Linked DNA regions of Homo sapiens: region 2 is linked to region 1. A link is a loop called in an ENCODE intact Hi-C map of the cell type or tissue named here. Cell type or tissue: ovary. All regions are shown on one strand.

Evidence for each region. Peaks named below come from ENCODE experiments on the same cell type or tissue, not always from the same donor. Only the 100,000 strongest peaks of a DNase experiment are listed, where the experiment ranks them.
Region 2: a loop joins it to region 1, with 5 times the contacts of the local background. A loop is called at or near these places in 100 of 110 quality-filtered maps.

The regions. Positions count from the first base shown.
Region 1 is chr2:7,430,135-7,432,634 of GRCh38, reverse strand. It overlaps LOC100506274 (a long non-coding RNA gene), which reads right to left. Exons shown (of 6, transcript NR_038432.1): 4 at 2,342-2,455. Among named protein-coding and RNA genes, the nearest start is that of LINC01871, 290 kb to the left of the region's middle. RefSeq lists enhancers at 1,082-1,815, 1,816-2,500. In ovary, no CTCF peak of the experiment used is centred here; a DNase peak (open chromatin) is centred at 1,454; H3K4me3 peaks cover 626 bases.
Region 2 is chr2:8,692,402-8,694,901 of GRCh38, reverse strand. No RefSeq gene overlaps it. Among named protein-coding and RNA genes, the nearest start is that of ID2, 12 kb to the right of the region's middle. In ovary, a CTCF peak has its summit at 1,453 (motif pointing left); a DNase peak (open chromatin) is centred at 1,481; H3K4me3 peaks cover 257 bases.

The sequences.
Region 1 (2,500 bases):
GAAGCTGGAGCTCATGTCCATCACGCCTTGAAGAAATCCACTCTGAGAGCAGCCCATGAGCCACATCAATACAAGTAGCCATAATAAGTAACGGGAGCTGTTATATACATTTTTGTTTTCTACTGTCCAGTACACCCAAAATCTAATGTTTATCATTTAAAAAAATGGTGAAGTTAAGAACTCTCCTTGTGGGTGGCCGCGTGGGTGAAGTCACATGTGTGACAGGGATGATCCTACTGCAGGTGGCAGTGTGGGTGCTCAGGATATTTCCGGATGCCACTTTTCCATCTCCTTTATCCCTTGTGTCTGCAAGGCGGGCCCTTTACGGATCACCAAGAGGAAAGATGCTAGAGTCCAGTCCTAAAGGAGATTCCAGTCCCAGGAAAGCCATCAGACACATAGAGAGGACACCTACACAAGGCAGTGTGGGGGTGGGGGCGGGGGGCTGCGGGGCATCTAGCCATGGTAGCCATGGCCCTGCCAGCACTCAGCCTCTGTGCCCTGGTCCCCAGCATATAAAATGACGATTGTACAATTCCAGTGTTGAGGGACTGTACCAACCCCGATGAGATTAATGCATGTGACAGGTTTTAGCACCTGGAACTTAGTGAAGCCTCAATTACTATGTATCTTTGGTATTCTTATTAAAGACAAGCAAAATACCACGGTGAAATAACACGGTGCTCCAAAGAGAAGACGTTTGGAATGCCTGCGGGGATGGACGGCCAGGCCATATGAAAGAGGACTTCACAGATGGAGAGGGTTTCCACAGGCAGTGACGCTCATGGTACAAAGCAGAAGATTCTCCCAAAATAAAGACCAGGGTGAACAAAAGCACTCAACTGGGAATAAACTGTGATGAACAAGTTGAAGCCGGGTTATTCCAAAAATCATCTGGCTGTGGCCAGGATCAGGACTCCACCACCACCCCCGGCCCCCGCCCCCACCCAGTGTGTCCAGGTTCTGTGGTCACCGTCATAGAGCCAAGGGCATTTCTCTAGTGCATACAGAAGCCTGGTTCCAGCACCCTGCGTCAGGACCACATTCCTGGGCGGAGACTCGGGCAGACCTGTGGGCTGGGACTAGGAGTGGTGGGCCCTGAGGGCCTGGAGAAACACCAAAGCGAGCTGAGTGCGCGCGCGGAGTGCACACCTGCGGTGACGCCCGGCCGGCCTGGCCTCACCTGCCCGGAAGGCTCTGCGGGCGGAGAGGGCGCATCTGCGCGGCCCCACGGAGCCCGGCTCTGCGCGCCGCTGATTAGCATGCAGGGCCCCCGCGGCCAGGCGCGCAGCTGGACGGCAGCTTCCCCCCGGCCTTTGAAAAAGCCTCTCTCACAGCTGGAGAGAAAAGAGCCCCCGCGCCACTGGCCGGCCATTGTGAGCGGCAAAGAGCCCTTCTTTGGGCGGAAGCAGAAGTTGGCCCAGCTGTCGAGCATTTGAAATGTAAAAGGCCGAGGCGCGCGGGAGGGGAGGCGACAGAGGCCGCGGCAGAGGAAATGCAAGCTGCCCCGGGGGTGAGGAAACCGTGGGCTGAGAAGTTCACTTTGAGCAATCAATAAGGCTTTCAGAGACCAGGACAGAAAAAAACAGTTCCGGAGAGAGGGCAGCGAGAGCGGCCAGCCCCAGCCGCGCTCCTGCAGCCGGGCTGCGCCTGCCACTCGCAGGCCTGCAGCCCATCCCAGGACGCAAGGAGCGGCTGGGCTAGCCCAGAAGTCTAGGGCTGACCGGGGTGAACTGAGAGATGGACTCATTGCGAGTGCCTGGCTGTTCCATACACCCCACTCCACCTCTTGCCCACAGTGACCTCCTCCCTAGGGCGCATGAAGCCCTTGCACCCCGCGCTTAGTCTCCAGCCCACGCTGCTCTGTGACACGGCTGGGGTCTCCACCTCACTCTCTGTGTCAGGGTGTGCACTTCCTTCTCCCTTTGGGTCCCCTTGCTCTCTGAACAGTCCTTAAAAGCACGCTCAGTCCCCTCCTGCCGCTCTTGCTGAGTCCCAGCCTCAGGGCTCCACGTAGAATCAGGCAACCCCTGCTGGTCTGTCTTTCTGTTGACTTTTGACAAGCCTCCACCATGGTTCCTATCACTAATCAACTGTGTGTCCACCACCCAGCCTTCCTCAGACCTTGTGCAGTCTGCTAGGAATCCGCACGCCACCACCCTGACCTTAGGGAGTTGGCAGAGGAGGGCAAATGCAACTATCTGGTGACCTAATCGAGGCAGGGGCCACCCAGGGCAGTCTCTTTAGGACAGTGGAGAAAAGAGAAATACAACTGTTTACTGCCTGGCTGCAGCACCCTGCGCTGTATCCTTTCAGGACGCCTGTAACACCCCTGGCTTACCTGCAGTAGACAATTCACCGTGTTGTTCCTTCTAGACTGCAATATGGGGCATGTCATTTTTGTGTCCGACACTCCCTTTAAACCTGCTTGGTGGGCTAGTTCCTCCTTTTGTCCCTAGATGAAATTTAAGGTAGGCTTCAATACTTTTTTGTTGTTGTT
Region 2 (2,500 bases), 1.3 Mb before region 1:
CCTTTTGATATAGCGCTCCATAAAAAAGCAGCAGGGACAACCCGTCCCTCTATAACAAACGGGGTAAGCACTGGCGGAGGTACCTCTGATGCACACCATTCTATTCGTTTCCTTAGTTATAATATTTAGGTTGGTGCAAAATTATTTGCGGCGTTTGCCATTAAAAGTGATGGCAAAAACCACAAATAATTTTGCACCAACTTAATAATTACTACGAATAATTTCCGTTGCTGCAAAGCGATTGTGATAAAACAGGTTGTGATTAAAATTTTATAATGTGAAGTTTGGGTGCCGTGATTTTGACAACTTTATCTTGACACAGTATTATTAAATCAATAATAATAACAACAAATGTGTAACCTATAAACGAGAAACATTAAAAGAAATGTGGCTGCTAAATAGTTTGGTTCCATCACTCTCCTGCGCAAAGCTCTCCAAGGTCCCAGTTTACACAAAGTAAAGGCCAAAGCTCTTAGCGCGGCCTGTGAGGCTGGGTGTGATGGGCCTCCCCCATCCTGTCCGTTCTCCTCTCCTCGCACTGGGCCCCTGGCTGCCTTGCTCCGGCCCACTGTCCCCCACCATGCCCCACCGCTCCCCCACCACCCACCGCTCTCCCCCAGCCCTCTCCCCCACCAGCCCCCATCCCCCCACCTCCCCCCAACAGCTCTCCCCCACCCCCGTACCATCCCCCACCGTCCCACCACCCCCCAGCCCCCTCCCCTGCCCCCCATCAGCCCCCACCACTTCCCACCAGCCCTCCCCCACTCCCCGCCAGCCCCCACTGCCCCCACCGCCCCCCATCAGCCCCCCACCAGCTCCCAGCCCCCTCCACCCCCTCCCCGTCACCACTCCCACCGCCCCTCACTGCCTTCAGGTGGGACTTCCCTGGATGGCTGCTGCCGCCGGGCCTTTGCACGGGCCGCACCCACTGCCCGATTCCCCTTCCCGCAGATTCTGCGTGTTCGGCTGCTCCTGTTGTCCACGGTGCTCTCATGGAGCCTGGGGTACCAGTCAGGGCCCCGTCAGGAGACAGAAACCCCCCGAGCTCTCAGAGAGAGAGTAAGCTTGCTAACTAGCTAGAATGTGTTAACTGGGGAGCTGAACAGACAGCACTCCAAGCTGTCACCGAGGCAGTGCCGCAGGCAGCATGCCCCCCAGGATGAGGGAGCAGAGGGGAAAGGCGGGAGTGACTGAAGCTCAGAAGCTGGAGGAGGGTCCCTGTGCCTGGGACGTAGAGCCTCTATGCAGGGGCCGCAGGCTCAGGGACGGGGGCCATCAGGCTGGTCCTCTGAGTGTGGGGAAAAGCGCGGTCTGGATTCAGGCGCAGCCACAGGGAGGCCAGGGTGAAGAAGTGCTGGGCGGGGCTGCTGGGACCCCCAGGTGGACGGGAAGTCCCCGGGAAGCACACGGGCTGCGGCCGCTCCCATCCTCCCGCCGCCCCGCTGCGGCTGCTCTCTCACGCCCCCAACTGGCCATGCTAACCCGGAGTCGGCTGAGCTCTGCAGGGTCCCGGCGACCGGAGGTTGAGGACAGAAGACAACACCTTCATACTTCATAACTGGTCACCTAGGTTCTGTCTCCTCTTTTTCCCTGCTTTATTTGTCTTCGAATGCATATGAGACACACTCATGGTCTGTCTCCCATTGCTGGAATGCAAGTTCCACAGGGGCAGGGATCCCGGCTGTTTCATCCCAGTGTCGGCAGCACCTAGAGCCACGCCTGGCGTAGTCCCATGCATGTTTGCCGAATAAATTAATACATCAGTGTAACTCCATCGACACGTCAGAGACTTTCAGTGGCAAGAGGTGTCCCCGTTTTTGCAGGAGCAGCTCGCTAGGGTGGATGTTTTGTTCCTGTAGACAATAGATGATACAACAAAAATAATTAGCAGGAAGAGTCCTGCTTTTTACCCCTTGGCCTGTGTGAGCTGGCATTGCCCTGCAGCAAACGCGGTTTGCAGGGAGAGCACTCAAGGGCGTCTACTTGTTTGGGGATGATTCTCTAAAAGTCATTGTCAGGTACAAAGCCAGGACTTGACAAACTTGTCCAAAAATTTCCTTCCCAGTCAAGATATTTTTAGATTGAATCAACTTAACTGGTTTGGATTAAATTTAAACTTGAAATTTTCACTCTTTAAAATATTTTACTTCAGGCAATTAAAGTTTCAGTTGACATTTTTTAGAAGTCTTTTTTTTTTCCTCCCCTGGGAGGCTTTGGCGAACTCTGGTAAAATTACAACATTAAGAATGGCCTTGTCCTTTTCTCTGCCTAACTTGCTTCCATAGGATTTTTGAAACATCAAATATTGAAGAATTGTGTGCTTAAGAACTTTCTCTCAGAACTGATGAAACTTATTTAGAGCTTATTTAGAAGATTATGTTTGTAAAATAAAACTTACAGCGTTGTCCCTAGGTGGAGAATTAACTTAAAACTAAGACCACATTCCAAGAAGTGGCATAATCATATACGTGGAAGTACACACGCCATTCTACTTATAATG